Linked DNA regions of Homo sapiens: region 1 is linked to region 2. Evidence: read pairs that join two places in POLR2A ChIA-PET (ENCODE). Cell type or tissue: B cell. All regions are shown on one strand.

Region 1 (8,000 bases), 100 kb after region 2:
CACAAATATATAATCTTATGTTTTCTTCTAAGAATTTTATAATTTTAACTCTTACATTTAGGTCTATGATCTACTTTGAGTTAATTTTTGTATATGGTGTGAGGTAAGGGTCCAACTTCATTCTTTCACATGTAGATAAACATTTGTAGTTTTTGTTTTTTGTTTTCAGACAGGGACTCACTCGGTTGCCCAGGCTGGAGTGTGGTGGCACAATCATGGCTCACTGCAGCCTTGATCCCTCTGGGCTCAGGTGATCCTCCCACCTCAGCCTCCCTGGTAGCTCAAATTACAGGTGCACACCACCATGCCCAGCTAATTTTTTATAGAGCAGGGTTTTGCCATGTTGCCTGGGCTGGTCTCAAACTCCTGGGCTGAAGCAATCCAACTACCCTGGCCTCCCAAAGGGCTGGGATTGCAGGCATGAGCCACCATGCCCAGCCTATTTGTAGTATTTTTGCAACTTCTTGTGAGACTGAAATTATTTCAAAAGAAAAGGTAAAAAAAACTTTAAAGGACTGAAATCATACAAAGTGTGGCATCCTATCTCCAAATATCTCCACTAAATAAGATACTTTTTAGGCCAGATATGGTGGCTCATGCCTGTAATTCCAGCACTTTTGGAGGCTGAGGCAGGAGGACTGTTTGGGCCTGGGAGTTCAAGACCAGCCTGGGCAACACGGCAAAACCCTGCCTCCACAAAAATAAAAAAAAAATTAGCCAGGCATGGTGATGCATGCCTATAGTCACAGCTACTCCAGAAGCTAAGGTGAGAGGATCACTTGAGCTCAGAAGTCGAGGCTGCAGTGAGCTGTGATTATGCCACTGTACACCAGCCTGGGCAACAGAAGACTCTGTCTCAAAAAATAAATTAAATTAAATTAAAAATTAGCTGGGCATGGTGACATGTGCCTATAGTCCTAGCTATGCAGGAGGTTGAGATGGGAGGGCTGCTTGAGCCCAAAAGGCCATGATTGTGCCACTGCACTCCAGACTGGGTAACAGTGAGATCCTGTCTCAAAAGAAAAGAAAAAAGAAAAAAAAGAAAAAAAAATTCCATTCACAATAGCATAAAAAAAATACATAAGAATAAATTTAACATAAGTGTAGACTTGTACACTGAAAGCTACAAGCACTGAAAAGCTGAAAGAAATTAAAGACAATCTAAATAAACAGAGAAGCATTCTTTGTACACAAACTGGAAGACTAAACATTAATATGGCAATTCTCACCATATTGACATGTAGAGTCAACACACAGTCTATCAAATCCCAGCAGGCTTTTGTGCAGATATTGACAAGGTGATCTGAAAACTTGTCAGTATGCAAAGGACCCACACAAGCCAAAACAATTTTGGAAAACAAAACAAGGTGAGGACTTAACACTTCCCGATTTCTAAAGTAACTTTAAAGCTACAGTAATGAAGACTGTGGCACTAGCAGTAGGATAGACATTTAAACCAATAGATCAGAAGAAACAAACCCTTATATTAATAATCAAATGACTTTTACCATAGTGCTACCTAATTCAGTGGAGGAAAATGGTCTTTTTTTCAACAAATGGAGCTGGGATAATTGGATATTAATACGCAAAAAGATAAATTTAGGCCCCTTATGTAATACACAAAAATGATATCAAAATTAATGATAGATTCAAAGGCAAGAGTTAAAAGTATGCAACTTCTAGGAGAAAACATGAAAGAAGAACTTCATGATACTGGGTCAAAGAGTTCTTAAATATAATACCAAAAGCACAATCCATAAAAGACTAATTGATAAACGGAATTTCCAAAATTAAAAACTTTTATATTAGGGTGGGCGTGGTGGCTCACACCTGTAATCCCAACACTTTGGGAGGCCAAGGTGGGCGGATCACTTGAGGTCAGGAGTTCAAGACCAGCCTGGCCAACATGGCGAAACCCCATCTCTACTAAAAATACAAAAATTAGCTGGGCATGGTGGCGTGTGCATGTAATCCCGGCTACTCAGGAGGCTGAGGCAGGAGAATTGCTTGAACCCGGGAGGCAGAGATTGCAGTGAGCCGAGATTGTGCCACTGCTCCAACCTGGGTGACAAGAGTGAGACTCAGTCTCAAAAAAAAAAAAAAACAAAACTTTTATACTTCCAAAGGCATGACTAAAAAAATAAAAATATTTTCTGGGAAAAAATATTTGCAAACTACATATCTGATGAGTGTTATCCAGAACATATCAAGAACTCTTACAACTCAATGAAATAACAAGATTAAGAAATAGGCAAACAATACAAATACATATTTCACCAAAGAAGATACACGAATGGCCAATAAGCACATAAAAAGATGATCAACAGCATTAGTCATCAGAGACATGCAAATCACAACTACAATGAGATACCACTGCACACCCACCAGGATGGCTGTAACAATAAGCGTTGGTGAGGATAAAGAAATACTGGACCCCAGCCAGGGGCGGTGGCACGCACCTGTGGTCCCAACTATTCAGGAGGCTGAAGCGGGAAAACAGCTTGAGCCCAGGAGTTTGATACTGTAGTGCGCCATGATCACGCCTGTGAATAGCCATTGTACTCCAGCCTGGACAACATCATGAGACCCTATCTATGAAAATGGCGCAGCCACTTTGGAAAACAATCTGGCAGTTTCTTAAAAACTTAAACAGAGTTACCAAATGACCCAGTAATTCCACTCCTGAGCAGAAATGAAAACATGTCCACACAAAGACCTGAACATAAATGTCTATAACAGCACTACTCATACTAGCCCAAACTGGAAACAATCCAAGTATCCATTAACGAATAATGGTAATGAAATTATCCATTCATGGTTAACGAATAAACAAAATGTGGTTTACCCATACAATAGAATATTATTCAGCAATAAGAACAAATGAACGACTGATATGAGCTATCACCTGGAGGAAGCGCAGAAACATTATGCTAAGTGACGGAAGCCTGGTACAGAAAAGACTACATACTGTATGACTGCATGTATTTGAAATGTTCAGGAAACGCAAATCTACAGAGACAAAGAGCAGGTTAGTGGTAGCCTGGGCCTAGGCGTGGAAGCAAGGACTGCCTGCAAAGAGGTACAAGATGGATATCTTTTGGGGTGGTGGTAATATTCTAAAACTGGATTGTGGTGATAGTTATGCAGCTTCACAAATTTACCAAAAACAGCTGAATTGCATACTCTTTTTTTTTTTTTTTGAGACAGAGTTTTGCTCTTGTTGCCCAGGCTGGAATGCAATGGTGCGATCTTGGCTCACGGCAACCTCCGCCTCCTAGGTTCAAGCGATTCTCCTGCCTCAGCCTCCTGAGTAGCGGGGATTACAGGCATGTGCCAACACACCTGGCTAATTTTGTATTTTTAGTAGAGACGGGGTTTCTCCATGTTGGTCAGGCTGGTCTCAAACTCTCGACCTCAGGTGATCTACCCACCTCGGCCTGCCAAAGTGCTAGGATTACAGGTGTGAGCCACCATGCCTGGCCTTTTTTTTTTTTTTTTTTTTTGAGAGACAGCATCTCACTCTGTCACCCAGGCTGGAGTGCAGTGGTGTGATCCCGGCTCACTGCAACCCCCGCCTCCTGTGTTCAAGCAATCCTCGTGCTTCAGCTACCCAAGTACCTGGGACTACAGGCATGCACCACAATGCCTGGCTAATTTTTGTATTTTTAGTAGAGACAGGGTTTCACCATGTTGTCCTTGCTGGTCTCGAACTCCTGGCCTCAAGAGATCTGCCTGCCTTGGCCTCCCAAAGTACTGGGATTACAGGCATAAGCCACTGCGCCCAGCCTGAATTGCATATTCTGAATGGGTGACTTTTATGGCACGTGTGTATATATACACACATACAGGCGGTGGTGGTGACAACTTCTGTAACCTAATCACCTCTGGACTTCCCACTCCATATGAAACCGCCTGGTTCTTAAAGCCGAGAGGCTTCACGCTTGGATGTGCTTATCACTAGGGGTTTACGGAAACTTAACAGATACAGGAGTATCTTGAAAACAGTGTTTTCAAGGGAAGCAATGTTCAGATCCTCAACATCCACAAGTTCCTCTTCCTAAAACTGATCTGGCTGCAAACCAGCCTGTCTCCTTCCCCACTGCCCACCCGCTGTTGTGCACTCCCCCATTTTCCCAAGGAGCACGACCGAGAGGTGTGTAAACCTCCAGGACTCCAAACACACAACATCAATATTGGTTTCGGGGAAGTAGCCTTTAGTGAACAATAAAAAGCTACTTAAACCCCCAGACTTGCCTGTCTTTCCCTGACTTAAGTATCTTTCTGCCAAACATGAAACTGGGCTTTAAAAATAGGATTTTCTGAACCATAGTAGGATCATGAATGTCAAAGCAGTATAGGTTAGTGGCTCTGATTTGTTCAAAGGGAACATTTTTCAGGACCACTGAATTTTTCTAGATCCACCAAGAAAAAATTCCCAGGGAAAAATTTACATGATTGCTTTCAGCTTCTGTGTACTTTACTCAATAAGGTAGTAAAAACTTTTTTTTATCTAACCACATCATAAAATATTTCAATTACATTCGACCTTCAAAATGTGTACTATTTTCTTCTCCCACAAATAAGACAAATTTAAAGTTACCATAAGCTTATTTTAGATGTTAGCTTTACAGTGTACAAGGAGGTATACAGGGGCTTATCAAAATTCTTTTGGGGAGGATGCAAGCAAAAATGTTTAACGATGATCAGATTAAATTTGAATAATCCTGGCTAACCCATGCCCTAATTCCTGGTGGCTGAGCTGTAGGAACTCAGCATGGGGCACAAATTCTGGGGAAAGCAAGATTTCAGACAATGGCAAAATCACACGTGCCTGGGGGTACAGCCAGCAGCGAGGAGTCAGTCAGGCCTCACAGCCCCTTCTTTCCCAGCTTTCAGGGGCCTCAAAAGCAAAGCTGCTCAAGGGAAGATTTGAAAAGGGATTTTCTGAACCGATAGGTCAATTCAAAAGATTTCCTTTCATTCGAGTAAAAGGGCTTTCGCCCCTCCTTCACCTCAAGTAAGTTTGGCACGCATGCACACACATACACACACACACACATGAGGAATGCATTCACCTTAAATTACCTTGAACTAAGTCAGTGATTACCCTCTTGAATATTTCCCACTATTAGCAAAATTCCTCCTAAGAGCAGACTTTGTTCCGAATTGGTCATGAACTCTATCCAGCTCTTTCCAAAGTTACCTGGGGAGGTACACACTGGGTCAACCATTATCCTAATAAAGTGCACAGATCTGACCAAATTCCTCCTGAAACATGATGCGATACGCCAGGTTTAGCGGCCAGTGTGCAAGGCTGGGTCATGGGCAGGAAAGGAATGTTTTTTTCCAAAGAGGAAAAAAACTGCAGACTTAAACTCTACTTTCATTCATTTGAGAAGGATCCTGGGCCCCCTCTATGGATAGGATTGTAAGCTGAGAATGCGGGTTCACGCCATTCTCCTGCCTCAGCCTCCTGAGTAGCTGGGACTACAGGCCTCCGCCACCACGCCTGGCTAATTGTTTTTGTATTTTTAGTACAGACGGAGTTTCACCATGTTAGCCAGGATCTCCCGACCTTGTAATCCACCCACCTCGGCCTCCCAAAGTGCTGGGATTACAGGCGTGAGCCACCGTGCCCGGCCAAGAATCCTCTGTGCATACACACACTCTGAAGTGTATGCAATCACCCAGGATGGTGTTCAAAATGCAGATACCCAGGCCTCAGGCCCCAAACCAGAATCTCCAGCAATGTGGAACAGAGCTGCTGTATTTTAACAAGTTCCCCAGGCCAGTCTGTTGATCACATAAAGCTAAGAACCGCCACTCAGGAAAGTCTAGCAAAGTGGTTCTCAAATATCTGATTCATACAAATCATTTCTGGAGAATTATTTATTTATTTTTATATTTTATTTTATTTTTGAGACAGAGTCTCACTCTGTTCCTCAGGCTGGAGTGCAATGGCACGATCTTGGCTCACTGCAACCTTCACCACCCGGGTTCAAGGAATTCTCCTGCCTCAGCCCCCTGAGTAGCTGGGATTACAGGTGCCTGCCACCACACCTGGCTAGTTTTTGCATTTTTAGTAAAGACAGGGTTTCACCATGTTGGCCAGGCTGGTTTTGAACTCCTGGCCTCAAGTGATCTACCCACCTCGGCATCCCAAAGTGCTAGGATTACAGGCATGAGCCACTGCGCCTGGCAGAGAATTTTTTAAATTTAAATATAGATTCTAGGGTCCACTAAAATTACTGTATTACTTAGGACTCTTTCGGTTGCAAGTGGCAGAGACCCAATTCAAACTGACTTGAGGGGAAAAAGGGCCAATGTTTTGGCTCCCATTACTGAGAAGTTCAGTTACCCAAAGAATTTGTCTGTAATGAATTATTTCCATCTCCTTTCCACTCGACCCTCTGAGCAAAGATGGTCCCCAGGCCCCCAGCAGCATTAAGCTTACACTCTACAACTTGGCACCTCCATAGGAAGAAAGCTCCTCTTCTTTCCTGGGAGCTCCAGAGAAAGACCTGTCTTAATTCTGATTGGACTGACTCACCTCCTCCCTTCCTTGAACCAATCCCTATGGCAGGAAGATAAGGAATGACCTGAACTGCCCAGGCTACTCCTAAGGCATTTCTAAGTCCAAACCAGGTAGACCAGGACATTCCACAACAGTGGGGCTTTTTTTTTTTTTTTTTTTTTTTGAGACAGTCTTGCTCTGTCGCCAGGCTGGAGTGCAGTGGTGTGATCTCGGCTCACTGCAGCCTCCGCCTCCTGGGTTCAAGTGATTCCCCTGCCTCAGCCTCCCGAGTAGCTGGGACTACAGGCGCCCGCCACCATGCCCGGCTAATTTTTTGCATTTTAGTAGAGACGGGGTTTCACTGTGTTGGCCAGGATAGTCTCTATTTCCTGACCTCGTGATCCGCCCACCTCAGCCTCCCAAAGTGCTGGGATTACAGGTGTGAGCCGCTGCGCCTGGCCCGGGGCTTTTTTTAAGTTGTTTTTTTTCCCACTTCTGTTTCTAAAACTTCCTTCTAGAAAATGTGAAAAATATACAAAAGTTTAAAGAGGAAGATGAAAATAATCTGTAAAGAGGAAGATGAAAATAATCTGTAATCATCCTACCAACTAAAATTTTTAGATCTTCACACTCAAAGCTGTGCACATGAGCACTGGTCTCCTGATTAGAATCCTATTCTGTACAAAGGATGACACTGTGGTTGAGTCTTCATGACAATTCTCCCAAAACTGAAGATAAACATTGTAGTCATTTTCATGTTTGTTCAGCCAACACTGGTTTGCTTCCCTTTTCCAGTTAATTTGCTCTTGTTTGTAACCCCTCAAGATGTGGGTATTTCCTAAGAAGAATCTCTGGATCACAGTACAATTATAAAAATCAGAAAGTGACAGCCTTACGGTACTGTGATCTAACGGACAGACACAATTCCAGTTTCAAGGGCATATTCCAGATTCCCTGCCATATCCCCAGTGCCTGGGGTAAATAATAAATTGCACACAGCGGTCTCAGTAAGTGAACGGACGGGATGGAGGAAGAGCAGTTCCCAACAGGAAAACCCCAAAAGAATGGTGAATGGTTGTAGGGCGGCCAAACCAGCAGATGATCTTCCTCTCCACCTGCGGGAGCAGATGCTCCAGGAGTGAAGCCAGAGAATCCCAACTGTTACCAAGATTCCCCAGGTGATGCCAACCCACAGCCAGGTTTAAGAATCACCGTCTGGGGAATAGATATAACCAGACACAAACACAGCATTTCCCCAGAAGCTTCTTCCAGATCTGCCTTTCACAAGAGAAGAAGGAAAAGTGCCGCATGCCGGGGTACTGGGGACAGGCGGATCAGACCTGGGAGGGCTCGCAGCGGAGGGAGCAGCAGACGGGCTTGTGGGGAGCAAGCGCCAGTCTCGGCACAGAAGGGCCCCGCGCAGCCTTCATGACAGAGGCGAGGCAGGCCCTAGAACCAAGCCCGCCATCAGCTCGCGTTCAAGTGT
Region 2 (8,000 bases):
GGGGAGCCAGGCCCTGTGCAGAGCACATGACACCATAACACAAACCATTGCACTGAAGCTTCTAATCACCTGCTACTGTCACCCGTGCTTCACAATGGGGTTCAGAGAGGGCCACAAAGAGAAGGGGAGGAGGAGCCGGAATCTGAACCTGGGATTGGCTGACTCGAGTCTGCCCTCGTGACAACTCATGGGGCCACCCCATTTGAGAACATCTGTTGTCAAAAATGAGAGCAGGCCGTAATCCCAGCACTTTGGGAGGCCACGGCAGGCGGATCACCTGAGGTCAGGAGTTCAAGACCAGCCTGACCAACATGGTGAAACTCTGTCTCTACTAAAAATACAAAAATTAGCCGGGTGTGGTGATGCACGCCTGTAATCCTAACTACTCAGGAGGCTGAGGCAGGAGAACCGCTTGAGCCCGTGAGGCAGCAGTTACAGTGCGCTGAGATCACTGTAGTGCCACTGCACTACAGCCTGGGCAACAGAGTGAGACTCTTTCTCAAAAAAAAAAATAATAATAATAATAAAATGAGAGCAAAAACTGGCATTTACAGAACCATGAGCCCAAGTGGGCATCCTGCCCTGTGGTCAAGCTCCCTAAGCTGCACATAGCAATGGCAGCCCCCACTCAGGACTGGCCTCAAACCTGGCTCCACTGAGCCCACACAGCATCCTGAGGAGGAAGGCCCTACTGTTCTCCCCACTTTACAGAAGGGAACAGGGAGGCTCAGAGCAGCATGTTCCTGTTGAAGAGCACCCAGTGAGGGAAAGCAGAAGAGGGACTTGAACCCAGGCAGGTCAAATCTATGGCCATTAAAACCACTGTCATCTCTAAAGATTGGGGATAGAGCCATGAACACCGGGGCACTTAATAAATGCCTGCACTCCACTCCTGGGTGACTTAAGGCAGAAATTAGGCTTATGCTTTGGAGCCAGATTGCCTAGGATCAAATTCTGGCCCTAATATGTACCAGAGGGGGTAAGTGCCACCTCGTGAGACTGCTGGTAGATCCAGCAAGATGATCCCCATAGGGCACTCCCATACTAAGGGGCACATGGCAAGCACGCGATACATCCTTTCAACAGCACCTGCACTCACAGTGCACTCATCGGGGTGAGGGGTGGGGAGCAGCAATCCAACACCCAAATGCCAGCAAGCCACCATTCACTGGTCTATCTCCAGCATCCAAAACAGGGCCATCAACAGGGTGAATCTTCCACTAGTATTTTCTGAATCCATGAAAAAAAAAAACAAAACTCAAAAATCCCAAACCAACCAGATAACCAATTAGCCAGCCAACTAGATAACCAACCGACCAGTTAACTAATCCATTACCCAAACAGCCAACCAGCTAGTTAACCAGCCAACAGGTCTCATGTCTCAGGGGCCTGTTCCCATCTCTCTTCATCTCCGCCCCATCTCTGTCCCATGTTTCTTGTCCCTGCTCCATCTCTCTGTACTCCTGTCCCCCTACCCCTCTGCATCCCTGTACCTGTCTCTCCACGGCCCTGTCCTTGTCTGTCTCTCATTCTGTTTTTCTCTATATCTCTTGCACACGTGTGCACACAGATGGCCAGGGCCCTGCACATTTCTGGCTTCTGAGTCACAACCCCACGTCAACTCACCACTAAGGATGTGTCCCAGGCAGCTTCTGCCTGGCCCCTCTGGTCACCTCCTCCCAGATTCCAAGTTCTCAACATCTGCAGGGAGGGAGGGAAGCTAAGGAATTGGCCAAGATTATTATAGAAAACAAAAGAAAGAAAAAGAAAGGCTGGGCACGGTGGCTCACACCTGTAATCCCAGCACGCTGGGAGGTCGAGGCAGGCGGATGACTTGAGGCCAGGAATTCAAGACCAGCCTAGGCAACATAGCGAGACCCCATCTCTAAAAAGAAAAAAAAAATCAGGAGGCAGATACCAAACCATGTGCTAAATAAAAGAGTCACTGGCATGTGCCGCATTGTCCTGGCCCCTGAGTTCCCTGTATTCCAGGCAGGGTCTGCCTGGCCCATTCTTACCCCACCCTGAAGTGCAATATTACAAGGGATTTGGTTACTTTAATCAGAGAACAAACCTAGAAACCCCAAGAAGTACTAATTCGGAAGAAAAGCATACTCCCACATTTAAGAAGTTAGTACTTAAGGCTGGGTGAGGTGGCTCACGCCTGTAATCCCAGCACTCTGGGAGGCTGAGGCGGGCAGATCACCTGAGGTCAGGAGTTTCAGACCAGCCTGGCCAACATGATGAAATCCCGTCTCTACTAAAAATACAAAAATTAGCTGGGTGTGGTGGCACACCCCTGTAATCCCAGCTACTCGGGAGGCTGAGGCAGGAGAATCACTTGAACCCGGGAGGCAGAGGCTGTGGTGAGCCAAAATCAGGCCATTGCACTCCAGCCTGGGCAACAAGAGCGAAACTCTGTCTCAAAAAAAAAGTTAGCACTTAAAAATCTTTCAAGCTACATATTTTATACTTTTATCTACCTACCAAGCTCATTGCAGAGCAAAGATCTGGGAGGCAGAGGCCCAGAGGTAACAGTGGTTTCTCAGGGAGGGGAGCGACGGTGTGTGCCATCTGTGCATTCATTCTGTCCTCACCACTGGGGCTCCCAAACTGTCCAAAGTCACGCACCTCTGCTCAGGCATAGCCGCAGCCCACCTGTACTATTATTTACTGAACGTGATCCTTTCAACCAACTCACTGCCTAAACCCTTAAGAATATCCATGTTGGATTCGTTTTATTTTTTTTCTAATACTCATTAAACAAAATGTACAAATATTAGAACTCATAAAGCTTGTCTGTTTATCAAGGAAAATGGGCTTTAGGACCAGAAATGCATTAACTCCAAACTAGAATGCACCTCTCGGACATGATACTAAGTGAAAAAGCCAGACAGAACAACATATACAGTTCACAACTGTTTTTATATAAAGTTCAAAACTAGGTAAACTGGAACCACGTTATTTAGAGTTGCTCATCTAGGGAACACAGCTTTCACAATGCCAGGAAATGGTGACTGTGAAGTGCAGAGAGCAGTTGCTTTTAGAAAGAGGGTTCTGGTCACGTGCGGTGGCTCATGCCTGTAATCCCAGCACTCTGAGAGGCTGAGGTGGGCGGGTTACCTGAGCTCAGAAGTTCGAGACCAGCCTGGCCAACATGGCAAAACCTCGTCTCTACTAAAAGTACAAAAATTAGCCAAGTGTTGTGGCAGGTGCCTGTAATCCCAGCTACTTGGGAGGTGAGGCAGGAGAATTGCTTGAACCTGGAGGCGGAGGCTGCAGTGACCGGAGATTGCACTACTGCACTCCAGCCTGGGTGACAGAGTGAGACTCTGTCTCAAAAAAAAGGAAAAAAAAAGGGTTCTGGTGGCCAGAGCCCATGGGGGTTCCAGGCTGCCAGCAGGTTCTCTTTCTGGACCCGGGTTACCTGAGTGCTTGCTTTGGAATTCTTCGGTAAACTGTGTATTCACGTTTTACATGCTTGTCTGTATGTATGTTCCATTTCACAATAACAGAATTTTAAAGTCTTTTGTATTGCATGAGTTATTTTTAAACAGTGAGATTTTACTCTTGTATGACATAAGCAACTTTAAAATGTATACAAATGTATTTTAAAATCTCAGCTAACATGGTGAAACCCCATCTCTATGAAAAATACAAAAATTAGCTAGGCGTGGTGGCAGGCACCTGTAGTCCCAGCTACTCAGGAGGTTGAGGCAGGAGAATCACTTGAACCTGGGAGGTGGAGGCTGCAGTGAGCCGAGATAGTGCAGCCTGGGCAACAGAGCGAGACTCCGTCTCAAAAAAAAAAAAAAAAAAAAATCTCAGCTGTTTGCTGGGCATGGTGGCTCACACCTGTAATACAAGCCCTTTGGGAGGCTGAGGCAGTGAGCATAGCTTGAGCCCAGGAGTTTGAAACCAGCCTGGGCAACAGTGAGACCCCATCTCTACCAAAAAAAAAAAAAATGAGCTGAGTATGGTGACATGCACCTGTAGACTCAGCTACTCAGGAAGCTGAGGCGGGAGGATCACTTGAGCTATGATGGTGCCACTGCACTCCAACCTGGGTGACAGGGCAAGACTTTGTCTTTTTTTTTTTTTTTTTTTTGAGACAGAGTTTCACTCTTGTTACCCAGGCTGGAGTGCAGTGGCGGGATCTCAGCTCACTGTAACCTCTGCTTCCTGGTTTCAAGTGATTCTCCTGCCTCAGCCTCCCCAGTAAGCTGGGATTACAGGCATGCACCACCACGCCTGGCTAATTTTCTATTTTTAGTAGAGACAGGGTTTCACCATGCCAGCCAGGCTGCTCTAGAACTCCTGACCTCAAGTGATCCACCTGCCTCAGCCACCCAAAGTGCTGGGATTACAGGCGTGAGCCACCGCACCTGGCCAAGACTCTGTCTTAAAAAACAAAACAAAACAACAAAAAACTCAGCTGTTTGATCACCCTCTGTGCCACCCCAGTCACTCTCATGCCATAGCTTGAGATTCACTTTCTCTCTCCTATAAGAGATTTCCACTCCCAGAACCTGCAGGGCCACTTCGCCTGGATGAACACAAACATTGCGGGCTGCCTGGGGGAATGTGCACTCCCTCCGAGCCCAGAGGGAGTCAGGGAGAGCGGGGCACCCTCACAGAGGCAGTTTCAGGACAACTCTCCATATGTGACAGCTGGGGACAGAGGGGAGGCGCCTCTACCCACCTGAGACATGCAGGGGGGCACCTGTCTTCCTTCCCAGTGGGGAGAGGTGTGTGGGAATGGGGGTTGTGGGGCCAGGCTACTGTTAGGAATGAGCACTCCAGCCCCACCCTTCAGCAGCACCACAGAAGGCTCTAGAAAGGCTCTAGTTATGACCCTCGCTGGATGTGAAGCTCTTCTCAAGCCCGAGGGACCAGCTGGCAGATGGCGAGGGCCTGCTGTTCTGTTTGCTCAACACCATAATCAAACATCCTGCTCCGGGACTGCAACCCAGGCCAGGCAGAGCACAGCAGGCTGGAAGGGGACACCAGGCCCTCAGGAGACCAGGAAAATGGCTCTCCAGGAGCCCGATGAGCCCAGCACACCAGGAAACTGGCCACTCCCCAGGACAACAGACTTCTTTCTTTTTTAATGTTCCCAGTGGTGATCCCTTTCTAGGGGCAATTTGGCAAGAGCTTTAAAAAGTGTTCTCAGGCCGGGCATGGTGGCTCAGGCCTGTAATCCCGGCACTTTGGGAGGCCGAGGTGGGTGGATCACGAGGTCAGGAAATCGAGACCATCCTGGCTAACATGGTGAAACCCTGTCTCTACTAAAAAATAAAAAATAAAAAATAAAAAAAAATTAGCCAGGTGTGGTGGTGGGTGCCTGTAGTCCCAGCTACTCGGGAGGCTGAGGCAGGAGAGTGGCATGAACCTGGGAGGCGGAGCTTGCAGTGAGCCAAGATTGCGCCACTGCACTCCAGCCTGGGCGACAGAGCGAGACTCTGTCTCAAAAGAAAAAAAAAAAAGTTCTCACCCTCTGAACCAGGAATGCTACTTCTGTAAATTAATCCTAAATAAATAATAAGAGATGCAGAAAAATTCATAGTATCCTTTATAACAGGCAAAAAACCCAACCTCAATGAGCAACACCAGGAGTACCATTAAAGAAATTATCAACCCCTAGGACAGTAAACATCTATAGGCTATGCAGATGCATTCCCAGAAAAAAAGACAGGAAAGACTCGATAATTTGATGCTGGGGCTACTAGTGGTTTTCGAAAATCTGTTCTTTATACCTTCCCATATATATACATATATATACGTATATATATACGTGTGTGTGTGTGTGTATATATGTATACACATATATACACATATATATACATATATATATATATTTGAGATGGAGTCTTGCTGGAGTGCACTCTAGGCTGGAATGCAGTGGTGGGATTTCAGCTCACTGCAACGTCCGCTTCCTGGGTTCAAGCAATTCTCTTGCCTCAGCCTCCTGAGTAGCTGGGATTACAGGCGCCCACTACCATGCCTGACTAATTTTTGTATTTGTAGTAAAGACGGGGTTTCGCCATGTTGGCCAGACTGGTCTCGAACCCCTGACCTCAAGTGATCCACCACCTCGGCTTCCCAGAGTGCTGGGATTACAGGCGTTGAGCCACCGCGCCCGGTCCCCATATATATTTTTTAACGACAGGGTCTCATTCTGTCAGTAGCTGAGAATACAGGTGTGTACCACCATGCCTGACTAATTTTTTAAATTTTTTGTAGAGAGGAGGTCTGGCTATGTTGCTCCGGGCGGTCTCCAACTCCTGACCTCAAGTGATCCACCCGCCTCCCAAAGTGTTGGAATTACAGGTGTGGGCCACCACGCCTGGCCCCTTTCCATATTTTTTCATATTACTTTCAGTGAATGTTTCAAAATCAGGGGGAAAAAAAACCAAACAAGTTTTCATTCATTTGATTTACTTCCATTCACTAGGTGAGTATTTCCTGAGATCTTACTATGTGATAAGTAACAAAGCAGTAACCACGATAGCCCCCTTCTCTGTCCACTGACTAAAGGAGGAAACAAACATTAATTAAATGCACTTAAGCACACAAATCAGTCTAAAGCAAGAGAAGGAAGGGGTAAACTGACGAAGGATGGGAGCAGGGTGCTGGAGAGTGGGTGGCCAAGGAAGATGGCATGGAAGGGGTGGTGTTTAAGCCCTGAAGGATGAGAAGTTGGCCATGGAAAGGGGTGTGAGTGGGTGAGGGGGATGGAGGAAAAACAGGTGCAAGGATGCCACAGTGTTCAGGAATCTGGAGTTGACCTCCATGGCAGGTTTAGGGGGGCAGTGGCCCGACTGGCTGTCATGGAGATCGTGACCTGCCGAGGGTACAGAGGCTTCATCAGGAGGCCAGGGTAGCCACCCACGTGGGGGCAAGAGTGGCCTAGCCCAGAAGGAGGGTGGTGCTGGTGCAGAGAAGGGACCGACTGGGGAAGATCTGACTGCTCCTCAGATCAAGAGGTGCTCAGAAGCAAGGCAGTCAATCCTCAGCCGGGTACCTGGTGGGTGCTGGGCGCTGTGCCAGATGCTGGCCGCAGAGCCGCAGCCATCACTCCCACTCTCAGCCCCCACACTGTTCAGACTCGAGCGGGAGGGAGAGAGGTGAATAAATGAGCCGTCTCAGGGCAGTATGTTTGGGCTCTGGCAGTCAATCGGCTAGTTCGGCTGGGCTCCACTTGAAGAAAACCCGACAATTTTCCAAACAAAAGCCAGCCTCAGCTCTCCTATGGGGTGGGATGTATTTCAAAGTCCTTCCCAGCCAGGTTTTAAAGCTTCTCCCAAGTGTTCCTCAGCAGGGGGCATCACTCTCAACATGCAGATGAAGAAACAGGGCACAAAGCAGTGGCATTCCTGGACATCACAAACCAGAAGTCAGGCCCGCAGTGGGAGAATCCCGCACTCCTGCTCTGGGTTACTCCAGGGCCAGGCACCTCAGGCTCCACTGCTGGTTGTCAAATCCAAACCCATCCTCTTCTGATTCCTTGAGAGAGGTCCACATTTGTTGGGGTGGCAGGATACTAATCCAAAAAGCTTACTTTCCTGGATTCCCACGCAGCTAAACTAAGGATGTATCTGATTATGGCCAGTGTGAGGGAAGAGGAAGTTTGCAGGGGATGGGGGATGGGACCTTTTGGCGAAGCTATTGTTTTCCTAATAAATAAATGGGGCACACCTCTTCTACCCTTCTCTTGTACTTGGAATATAAATGTCATATCAGGGGGTGCAACCGTCATCTTGGGAGCATGAGGCTGAGAGTGACATGCTGGGGACAGCAAGATGAGGAGTCAGAAGGAGCCTGCTCCCTGTCCCTGCACCCCCCAACAGTGGCGCCGCCCCCAGCTGCCCTCCCTCCCTTTTCTTCTCATGTGTAAGAGACCACCTGTTGCCTTACTGAAGCCACGGCTTACTGGTTTTTTGTTACATGTAGCCGATTGCAATCTTGACTGATGGAGGTCTTACCAGATCATTTTACAG

What was found. Peaks named below come from ENCODE experiments on the same cell type or tissue, not always from the same donor. Only the 100,000 strongest peaks of a DNase experiment are listed, where the experiment ranks them.
Region 1: POLR2A ChIA-PET joins it to region 2 with 9 read pairs; 5 of 35 experiments call an interaction of 5 or more read pairs at or near these places.

The regions. Positions count from the first base shown.
Region 1 is chr19:37,950,592-37,958,591 of GRCh38, reverse strand. All of the region lies in intron 1 of SIPA1L3 (signal induced proliferation associated 1 like 3), which reads right to left. Among named protein-coding and RNA genes, the nearest start is that of SIPA1L3, 47 kb to the right of the region's middle. In B cell, no CTCF peak of the experiment used is centred here; DNase peaks (open chromatin) are centred at 4,009 and 7,221; H3K4me3 peaks cover 1,237 bases; H3K27ac peaks cover 7,288 bases.
Region 2 is chr19:38,055,134-38,063,133 of GRCh38, reverse strand. The region is part of intron 2 of SIPA1L3 (signal induced proliferation associated 1 like 3); the gene reads right to left. Among named protein-coding and RNA genes, the nearest start is that of SNORD152, 100 kb to the left of the region's middle. RefSeq lists an enhancer at 7,008-7,578. In B cell, no CTCF peak of the experiment used is centred here; a DNase peak (open chromatin) is centred at 3,023; H3K4me3 peaks cover 366 bases; H3K27ac peaks cover 5,393 bases.